Regions from separate parts of the Homo sapiens genome. Here region 2 is linked to region 1. Evidence: read pairs that join two places in POLR2A ChIA-PET (ENCODE). Cell type or tissue: CD4-positive, alpha-beta T cell. All regions are shown on one strand. Each heading gives the region's core, and the rest is flanking DNA. Links, peaks and the distances in the headings are about the cores only. Region 1 overlaps ANKRD11 (ankyrin repeat domain containing 11). Region 2 overlaps SPG7 (SPG7 matrix AAA peptidase subunit, paraplegin).

Region 1 (5,368 bases), core at 209-5,208:
CCTCCTGGGCTGCGCACGCGGTTCGTGGACCCATCTCCAGTGCCCCTGCTGTGTCCAAGCTTGCGGTGCCCTCCTGGCCAGCGGGCTCTCCTTGGGACACTGCCACTTGCCTTCATGGTGGACTCTGCCTGGTGTTGGTGTCTAGAAATACAATGGACTTGTGTATATTCATCTTATATTTTGTATCCAGGAATTTTTCTTTCTACAGATGAGGAAACTAAGAATGATTTTAACCATGGCTGCCCAACTCCACAGCCCCCGGGCCTAGTTTGCATTATGCATTGCCCTGCACTGACCCATAGGAGATTGAACTGGGCATAGCGTCGAGGTGCCCTGGAGGGTGGGTTGCTGGAGCTGGGAGTGGCATTAGGAGTAGTGGAGAGGCATGGCGGAGGAGCGGATGCATGGGAGGTGCAGAGGCCAGTGAGAAATGAGAGTGGCCAGGGCACCACAGCCTCCCTACCAGACAGGAAGAGCCGGAGAGAGCTGGTCTGAGGGACAGCGTCTCTAGCCTTGAATCCATGGCTTTCATAAACCCCTTGGACATCTGGTGAGTGGGCTCTTGGGAGAGATGTCAGGTTGGAGAGAGCTCTGGAGGACTGTCTCTGGAGGACTGTTTGCTCAGGGGAGATGGTGGCATGCTGGGAAGTGAGGGGCTGCTCAGTGAGAGAGTGGGAGGCACAGAAGAGCAGAAAGAAGAAGAGGTGAATGAGGAGAGAGGAAGTAGGGGTGTGGAGGAGTCAGTGGGAGGCGGGAAGAGCCAGCCTGTTTGCTGCACTGGTTTGGGAACATTAGAGTGAAGAAAACAGATGTTGGGGCAAACAATACAGTCTTTCACTTTTTGGTATTTTTTTGGTGGCTTTTTAAAAAATTCTCTGTCATATTAGCATATTAGCATCATGCTTGGTTCATGGAATGAGAGGCCACTGTTGTTGGCCCTCTTCATAAGTGGACGTTCCTTCTCCATTTCCAGGTTAGAAGGTGTGTGCTGCGCTTTCAGTGATGGATCTGTTCGCTTCGTTCCCTTCCCTGTTGTGAAAATGGTCACACACAGGCTGATGCCGTTTGGGTGTGTGTTGTCGTTTTCTTCTGTGACATCTCCTTCCTCGTATGTCACTTTTTAGGATATTGGGGACAAATGTTCTAAATTCATCAACTTTGACCATCTTTTGTTTAAAGGAAACTACTTTGAGTTTCCTACTTTTCTCTCTTTTTAAAAGATGTGGTTGATAAATGTATATTAAATTTTATTCAGTTAGCTTAAGAAAGTAGATAAGTTTATTGAAGAGCAAAACACAAAGCTTCGGCAATACCATTGTCCAACCTTCAGGGGTCTCTAACAGTTCTCTAGTTATTAATTCCCTCACAGTTACCTCAGGGGATTAGAATAACTTTATTAAAACAAAAATATAGTAAAAGTTTTTTGGTTTTTCGCGTGTCCTCCGTTGACTTGTCAGTGTTGAGAGTTACTTTTTATTTTGTATCTGAAGGAGCAGCTTAGAGGAATAGTTATTCCAGGAAGAAGAGCTCTGATGGCTGATGCCCCTGCGTCTTCATTTCCGCCTGCTTCAGTCCTGCTCTTGCGGAACAGCCGTCCTGTTTGCTATGTCCCAACACCCAAGGCAGACGTCGCTTGAGGCTCTTGTATAATACTTGCTGTTAGAGACAGTGGTCTTTTCTGCTTGAATCTCTTGTTGATGAATGTCATCTGTCAGGAGAAACTTGGATTATCTTTTTTTTTTTGAGACCGAGTCTCACTCTGTTGCCCAGGCTGGAGTGCAGTGGCATGATCTTGGCTCACTGTAACCTCCATCTCCTGGGTTTAAGCAATTCTCGTGCCTCAGCCTCCCACGTAGCTGGGACTACAGGTTCTGAGCCATCACGCCCAGCTCATTTTTGTATTGTTAGTACAGATAGGTTTCACCGAGTTGGCCAGGCTGGTCTCGAACTCCTGACCTCAGGTGATCCACCCATCTCCGTCTCCTAAAGTGCTGGGATTACAGGCATGAGCCACTGTGCCCGGCCGAATTATCATGTTTTAATAGAAGAAAATTTTAGTCTACTTTCCCAAATGGGGAATCTTTCCTTTTGCTGGGGGGTCTGCAGTCATATTGTTGGAAGAATGTGTGACCCTGCAAAACCCTCTGCTCTCAGCAGCACCTGCTGGGCTGGTGGGCGTGCTCAGCACAGCTCCAGGACACAACTGGCTGTTCTTGAAACTTGCGGTGATTTAGAGGTGATGGGCGGCACCAGCACATTGAACTGAATGCAGAAGTTGAAGTGAAAAAGGCTTCCTGTTCCTTGAGCGAACAGACCGAAAGCGTGTGTGTGTGTGTGTGTGTGTGTGTGTGTGTGTGTGTGAAGAGCTGGTGGCTGTGGGTGCGTCAGTTGGTCTGTTCCTTGAGTGGACAGTCAGTTGGTCTTGGACTCCCAGCAGGACAGAACGAAAGTACGTCTGCGTGTGAATGTGTCTGGAATTGGTTCCTTCCGGTGGGTTCTCGGTCTCGCTGACTTCAAGAATGAAGCTGTGGACCCTCGCGGTGAGTGTCACAGTTCTTAAAGATGGTGTGTCCGGAGTTTGTTCCTTCAGATTTTCAGATGTGTCTGGAGTGTTTTCCTTCTGGTGGGTTCGTGGTCTCGCTGACTTCAGGAGTGAAGCTGCAGACCTTCGCGCTGAGGGTTACAGCTCATAAAGGTAGTACAGACCCAAAGAGTGAGCAGCAGCAAGATTTATTGTGAAGAGTGAAAGAACACAGCTCCCACAGCATGGAAGGGGACCCCAGTGGGTTGCTGCTGCTGGCTCATGTGGCCAGCTTTTATTCCCTTATTCGGCCCTGCCCACGTACTGCTGATTGGTCCATTTACAGAGCGCTGATTGGGCCATTTTACAGAGTGCTGATTGGTCCATTTTTACAGAATGCTGATTGGTTAGTTTATAAACCTTTAGCTAGACACAGAGTGCTGATTGGTGCGTTTTTACAGAGTGCTGATTGGTGAGTTTAGAAACCTTTAGCTAGACAGCGCTGATTGATGCATTTGTACAGAGTGCTGATTGGTGCATTTACAGACCTTTAGCTAGACAGAAGAGTTTTCCAAGTCCCCACCCGACCCAGAAGCCCAGCTGGCTTCACCTCTCATGAAGAGCTGGTGGCTGTGGGTGTATCAGTTGGTCTTGGGCTCCCAGCAGTTGAGTGTTCACACCTGGGCCTGCGCCCTGCTTCACCTAGCCATCCGCATGGACACTTCAGTTTGTCGTGGGTTTTCTTGTGCCTTGGTGCAGTCTCACCAGTTAGAGCATAACTTCCTCAGGGCAAGGCTGCCCCAGACAGCCAGTGTCCTCGCCGCGTCTCCATCCAGTGCTTTCCTGTCTTTGTTATTAGATGCTCATCAAACATGAGGCCACTACAAACTAGAAGACCTTGGCTAGAGTCCTGAGACCTTGTGTGTGTGGTGTGGCTGTGTGAGTCTCTGCCCATCCCACACGCCACTCTTTAATAAGAGCAGATTTTGGACCTCAGGAGACATCTGTTGTGGAATTTATAGGCATGGATTGTCGGGCCAGCTTTCCTTCTGCTGATTAGCTGCTGACCAGCCGCATGCTTCTGCAGCCTTACTGTGACAGGTGGGGCTCAGGTGGCCTGGGCAGGGGTGAGGCACAGGACTGCGCGGTGCTGCTCCTCCTGGCTGCAGCGACTTCGCTGGATTCTCTCATTTTTATGGCTTTCTTTCTCAGACTAGGTCTTTCCGACTTGCGTGGAGAAGAAGAGTATGAGAATTCTCAAGTTAGAGAAGAATTGCTTTATGGTCATTATTTCGACAACTGTATGACTGGGAGTTTGGGTGAGGAAGGGCTAGATCAGTGATTTTTTTTTAAATTAGATTTACTTGGAAAACATTAAAAAAATTGCAGTTCACCCCCAGACACACAGAATCCATAGTGTCTTGAGGAGGTGAGTGTGTGTAGGGTGCACCATGGGTGAGTGGCATCTTGGAGGCACTGGGGTGCTGCTGCCGTATGGCCCTTCTCTTGGTCCTGTTTGCATTTGGGGCCTGTTGTTTATTTCTAGTGGGTGGTGCAGGCCAGGCAGGGTAGGTGGGCATCCTCCCTTCTCTGTAGGTGACACACTAGGGGCATCTTCTCAGAGTAACCAGCTGGGAGCTGGAAACTTCTGTATTTAGAAGCCAGTGTCCATGTCCCCTTCTCCCTTATAGTGTGGTTAAACAATCAAATGTTAATACCAGATGTCGATGTAGCTGTTTTCTCAGGAGTTCTTGGATTCTGAGGCAGAGAGCAGCCCCTTTTCTCTCCACAGTGGGGCTCTGGGGCTGGAGAAGGTGGCGTGCCCAGTCCCCGCGTCCAAGCCCGTTGCTTCTCTCTTACTCTCGTGAAGGTGGCGTGCCCAGCCCTGCTGCGTCCAAGCCCGTTCCTTCTCTCTTACTCTCGTGAAGGTGGCGTGCCCAGCCCTGCTGCGTCCAAGCCCGTTCCTTCTCTCTTACTCTCGTGAAGGTGGCGTGCCCAGCCCTGCTGCGTCCAAGCCCGTTCCTTCTCTCTTACTCTGGTGAAGGTGGTGTGCCCAGCCCCCACGTCCAACCCTGTTCTTCTCTGTTGCGCTCCTGCTGCTCCTTTAGGGAGGCCTTTTAGTGTTGCTGGAGCTGGGACTGGTGGCCAACGCCGTGTCTCTGTTCTGAATAGTATGTTTGAAAGCCTGTCGGTGGTAGTGAGGTGCAAAGAAAAAGGAGTCTGAACTTGGCATGCTGTTAGGTTCCTGTGCTGTCAGGAAGTGGAAAGTCTGCAGAGGAGACAACGGACACTTTCTTCCTAGAAATGGACTAATTAACTTGTAGGTTAGCAGACTGAAAGAGCCTGGAGGGATCCATATGTTAGGGCCAAAGGATCCGGCCAGTCATGGCCACTCAACTGGGCCTTGTCATGAAACCCTCTTGAAGGGGAGGCCTCCTTACTGTCTTCCTTTTTCATTTCCAAATTACTCTTGTCCATAAACTACATCTTATGGTGAATATCCATCTGTTCTAAAGAAGCTGAATGGATCAAAAGGGTAAAATGCTCAGAGGCCAAGGGAGAGCTGTTTTTATTATGGCAATGCTTGTATATAATGTGGCCTGTGTCCATATATTTCGTGTGTGTGTGTGTGTGTGTGAGAGAGAGGAGAGAGAGAGAGAGAGAGAGAGAGAGAGAGAGAGAGAGAGAGAGATAGGGTCTCTGTCACCCATGGCTGGAGTGTGGGGCTGTGATAAAGCCCCCTGCAGCCTCGACCTCACAGGCTCAAGTGATTCTCCTGAGTAGAGACTCAAGTGATTCTACTGAGTAGCTGGGACCACAGGCGTGTACCACCATGCCAAATTTTTT
Region 2 (5,368 bases), core at 369-5,368, 100 kb before region 1:
CCAGCGCCCATCTACCCACCTGGCAGGCAGTCCACGGCTCCCAGGGCAGAGCGTGCTTGATACATTTACTGCCACATTAAGGACAAAGGTAGGGGTGTCCCGGGTCACACTGGGACCAGGACCAGGACCCCAGCTTCCCAGGACCTCATTCACTGCCCAGACACTGGGAGCCTGGACCTGAAAGAGCTCACGGCAAGCACTGCCAAGCTCACATGCTGATGACTTTATTTTTCACAGACTGAAAAAACAGAGCCTGGCATGGTGACTCAAGCCTTGAGTCCCAACTACTTAGGAAGCTTGAGCCTAGGAGGTGGAGGCTGCAGTGAGCTATGATGGTGGCACTGCACTCCAGCCTGGGCGACAGAACGACACCCTGTCTCTGAAGAAAAAAAAAGTCGAAGCATAAAATGTTCACAGCAGCCTTTTCTGTGTGTGGCTGCACGTCAGGGGCCGTCGTCTTGCTTCCACCACCAGGGGATGACTACGTTGAAGGGAGGCCTGTGTGAACCGCTGGGCTTCCGCAGCTCCCGCGTGTGGTCAGCGCCGACGCTCCCCATCAACGCTTTCCAGCACAGGAGCCGGGACCTGGACGTCCATCGCCGGCGGTGCCTCCAGTGCTCTTTGACTTGCGCCCTTCCCGGGGGCTCTGGGGTCCGCAGGACACCGCCATGGACCGGCTGACGTAACCAACAAGGCTTGGGCTTTTCTCTTCCCCAGTGAGATTTCCCCACGACCGGCACAGCGTCGGCCCTATCCTGTGCGCTTCCATGAACGGAAGCAACAAAGCCTGGCCTGGGACCTCGGCAGGGCTGAGCATGCACAGCTGTGGCTCTGCATAAAGGGACTTGTTTAGAGCTGGCACTCAACAAGAGGCCTTCAGTCAGCGGATTCCCAGGCCTGAGCAAATCCGGGGGCGGAAGCAGCTATTCTTATGATGGCACAGAGAGGTTATGTGGAGAAGATCGTTTGATATACGCTTGCCTTTGGGCTCAAGTCACTCAAAAAGGTGGTCTCTATCTTCAGTGCAAAAGGCAACCCCAGCAGAGCGAATGACCCTCCATTGCCCTCCGTGACCCTGTGGGCTCCGTGAGACAGGAGCAGGCGGGGGTCTTTCCTCTGAGCTTCCTCATGGTCCCCTGGGAGGGTAGCTGGTCAAGAGAGGCACCTGGTTGGAGAAGAAGGCCGCAGACTCACAGGACGAAGACCTTGGTGTCCACGCCACACAGCCAGAGCAGCGCAGCCGCCCGCCTCGCCCGATCTCACCCGCCTCGCCTGCCTCGCCCACCTCGCCCGCCTCACCCGCCCTCACCCGCCTCACCCACCTCACCTCACCTGCCTCACCTCACCCGCCTCACCTGACCTCACCCGCCTCACCTCACCTGCCTCACCTGACCTCACCCGCCTCACCTGACCTCACCCGCCTCACCTCACCTGCCTCACCTGACCTCACCCGCCTCACCCGCCTCACCCGCCTCACCGAGAGTCCTCAGACTCTGCGGCCAGAACCCAAGGTGCTCTGCAGATTTCCTCAAAACCCAAACCACCCACCCATCCTTGAGCAGCCTCCAGAAGCAATGGTCAGAGCCACACTGAAGGCCACACAGCACCAGAGCGGCCACACTGAAGGCCACACAGCACCAGAGAGGCCACACTGAAGGCCACACAGCACCAGAGGCCACACTGAAGGCCACACAGCACCAGAGAGGCCACACTGAAGGCCACACAGCACCAGAGAGGCCACACTGAAGGCCACACAGCACCAGAGCGGCCACACTGAAGGCCACACAGCACCAGAGAGGCCACACTGAAGGCCACACAGCACCAGAGCGGCCACACTGAAGGCCACACAGCACCAGAGCGGCCACACTGAAGGCCACACAGCACCAGAGAGGCCACAGTGAAGGCCACACAGCACCAGAGAGGCCACAGTGAAGGCCACACAGCACCAGAGAGGCCACAGTGAAGGCCACACAGCACCAGAGAGGCCACACTGAAGGCCATACAGCACCAGAGAGGCCACAGTGAAGGCCACACAGCACCAGAGAGGCCACAGTGAAGGCCACACAGCACCAGAGAGGCCACACTGAAGGCCACACAGCACCAGAGAGGCCACATAAAGATGCTCTGCAGAGAAGCAGTACAGCGAGCCTGTAGGCTCCAGAGGCCTCTAAAACGCATGGTGATCTCCGCTTGAGGTACAGGGCAGCTCTCCCAGCAGAGGCGGTGGGGTCCCTGAACCCCAAGGACCCACCTCTGAGGACGGGTCTCTCCTCAGTGACACCTCAGACATCACAGAATCTGAACTGCTCACCCCACATCTCTGAAGACATTGTGTTCTCTGAAAACTCGACTCCCATGACCACTTGCTGTGTGTGCAGAAGGCAGCCATTCAGGTCTCGGTTGCTCACGCGTTAGTTCCTGAATAAGCGTGTTGAGAGACGACTGGAGACACGGGGGACAAGCAGCAGGAGAGGTGTGAAGCATTCTCCGCAAACGTCGTTGCGTCCTGCACACTGTCGGGAATCTCACTTTCATCTTCTAACCTCAGAGCTTTCAGAGCCTAGAGAACACTTCTGTGGGCATCAGTCTACCTGACTTCACAGCAGCCCAGAGGCAGACGGGAACGCGGGGCACCCAGAAGAGACGGGCGCCAGCACAGGGAACATGGAGCACCCAGAAGAGATGCATGCCAGCCCAGGGCCAAAGTCCTCAGCAGAGTCCACCGCCAGCGACAGGTGCAGCGACACTGTAAACCTCAAGGCACACCACAGCACTGCTGCACCAATCCTGCCAAATGCACTGCTCGACCTGATCCTGAGGACATGTCACAGTTCCAGAGATGACATTCCTGAATGTCACTGGCCTGTACAGTGTCACAGTCACCAAAGACAAACACTGAGGAACAGTGAAGCCCACCTGTAATCCCAGCTACTCGGGAGGCTGAGGCAGGAGGATTGCATGAGCCAAGGAGTTCAAGACCAACCTGGACAACACAGCAAGACCCTGTCTCAAAAAACAAGACCAACAAATGACACAGGAGGGGAAGAGACCAAGGAGACCAAACATCCACATCGGGGGGGCGGAAGCACCTGTGGATGGGTCTGGGGGGCAGTCACGGACAGCGTGGCCTGGTCCGAACCTGCAGACCATGTATGTCACAGTCAGCCTTCAGGGAGCTTGCAGGAAGGCATCAAAGAACACTCTGACTACCGTGGCAACGCTTCTGTAAGTCTAAAGTGATTTTGCAATGAGAGGTGGAGCAAGCTCCCCCTTAGCTGAGTAGTCAAAACTGGGCTGTGCATGTGTGCTAACACACACGACTCCAGACAGCCACAGGCAACAAAGAAAACAGGAAGTCAACGGCTCTCTCGGAGCCAGAACACTTGGGGAAAAAAAGTCTCCCTCATCTACAATACCTAAAATGTAACTAGAATTCTGATTAAAAATAAATCTTACAAAGCAGAGACTTCAGAAGATGCTTGTACTTATGTTAACACAGCCTGATTCACCACAGTCCACATGTCCACCGACGGGCAAATAACAAGACGCAGCCCCTACACACAAGGCAGCATCGTTCAGCCTCAAAGAGGAAGGAAATCCTGACACGTGCCCAGTACAGGTGGCCCCTAGAGATGTTATGTGCTTGAAAGAAGGCGGATAGCAAAGGACAGACACTGTAGGACTCCAATTCTATGAGGTCCCTACAACAGTCAAACTCAGAGACAGACAGCGGGACACAGGCTGCAAGGGGCTGGGGATGGAGAATGGGGAGGGTTGAATGGGGACAGGTTTTCGGTTTGAAGAGAAAGTTCTGGAGACACGTGGTGGTGGCGGTTGCTCAACAGTGCGAATATACTGAATGTCAATGAACTTCAGAATGATTAAAATGGTAAATCTATGTGAACGTATTCATTGTCTTTTAGAGACAGGGTCTCGCTGTGTTGTCCAGGCTGCAATGCAGAGGCTGTTCACAGGCGAGACCATCGCACAGCACACTCCCTAGCTCAGGTTCCAGCACTCCTTCTGCCTCGGCCTCCCCAACAGCTGGGAACACAGGCCTGCACCACCAAGCCTGGCTATCTATTTTACCACAACAATATCCACATAAAAAAAATAATAATAATCTTGCAAAACTAGCTCAGAAGAAAAATAATTCCATGTCACCTTTATTGGGTCAGCTCCATTAAAAAAAAAAATTGTCAAAGCCAGACCAGAAGTCATTTTCAAGGGGTCACAACAAATGGGGTGTCTCCCTCGCTGCAGTGCAGCACCCTGATGCTCTGCTCCGCCCTCTAACCAGCGTCACACCCTCTCCAGGGGGCACAGGGAGAGACGTGGCAGCACAACCAGACAGACTCATTACACCTAAAATTATGAGTGGCACAGCTCTTCCAGAATCTGTCTAGCAGTCCCTCTGGGTTTTGCTGCAAAGCCCCTAAAAAACAGTAATAATGAAAAAAAAAGCCTGGGTGCTAAGGCTCACGTCTGTAATCTCAGCACTTTGGGAGGCCGAGGCAGGCGGATCACGAGGTCAGGAGATCGAGACCATCCTGGCTAACACGGTGAAACCCCGTCTCTACTAAAAATACAAAAAATTAGCCAGGCGTGGTGACAGGCGCCTGTAGTCTCAGCTACTCGAGAGGCTGAGGCAGGAGAATGGCGAGAACCCGGGAGACAGAGCCTGCAGTGAGCCAAGATTGTGCCACTGCGCTCCAGCCTGGGAGAGAGAGCAAGACTATCTAAAAAAGAAAAGGAAAGATTACATCTGACGTACCACTTATATTCCTACTTGTCTTTTTTACTATTGTCTTGACCTTTTTTTAATTAAAAGCTGTGTTTTTTTTTTTTTTTTTTTTGAGATGGAGTCTCCCTCTGTCACCCAGGCAGGCTGGAGTGCAATGGTGAGATCTTGGCTCACTGCAACCTCCACCTCCCGAGTTCAAGCGATTCTCCAGAGTACTAGCGATTATAAGCACCTGCCACCACACCCGGCTGACTTTTGTATTTTTGTAGAGATGGGGTTTCAGCATGTTGGCCAGGCTGCTCATGAAATCCTGACCTCTGGTGATCCGCCTGTCTTGGCCTCCCAAAGTGCTGGGATTACAGGCGTGAGCCACTGCGCCGGGTCTGAAAGCTACATTTCTATTTTTTTTTTTTCTTGAGACAGAGTCTCACTCTGTCACCCAGGCCGGAGTGCAGTGACACGATCTTGGCTCACCACAACCTGTTCTGAAAGACATCGGAAAACCTCCTCTGATGGTGCAATGGGGGTGCGGGGCGCACGAGCACTGACCATCCATTTCTACCAGAAGCTGGTTGAGCGTCTGCTCCTCCTCCGTGTTGGAGAAGCCGGACATGGTGGTGGAGC

The links. Peaks named below come from ENCODE experiments on the same cell type or tissue, not always from the same donor. Only the 100,000 strongest peaks of a DNase experiment are listed, where the experiment ranks them.
Region 2: POLR2A ChIA-PET joins it to region 1 with 5 read pairs; 5 of 35 experiments call an interaction of 5 or more read pairs at or near these places.

What each region holds. Positions count from the first base shown.
Region 1 is chr16:89,432,790-89,438,157 of GRCh38, reverse strand. All of the region lies in intron 1 of ANKRD11 (ankyrin repeat domain containing 11), which reads left to right. The region is part of intron 1 of LOC101927817 (a long non-coding RNA gene); the gene reads right to left. Among named protein-coding and RNA genes, the nearest start is that of ANKRD11, 55 kb to the left of the region's middle. RefSeq lists an enhancer at 4,471-5,243. In CD4-positive, alpha-beta T cell, for the core only: no CTCF peak of the experiment used is centred there; DNase peaks (open chromatin) are centred at 1,588, 2,317 and 2,857; H3K4me3 peaks cover 778 bases; H3K27ac peaks cover 279 bases.
Region 2 is chr16:89,532,562-89,537,929 of GRCh38, reverse strand. SPG7 (SPG7 matrix AAA peptidase subunit, paraplegin) reads right to left here. Exons shown (of 17, transcript NM_003119.4): 9 at 5,294-5,368. Among named protein-coding and RNA genes, the nearest start is that of RPL13, 25 kb to the left of the region's middle. RefSeq lists an enhancer at 1,692-2,382. In CD4-positive, alpha-beta T cell, for the core only: no CTCF peak of the experiment used is centred there; a DNase peak (open chromatin) is centred at 3,289; H3K27ac peaks cover 875 bases.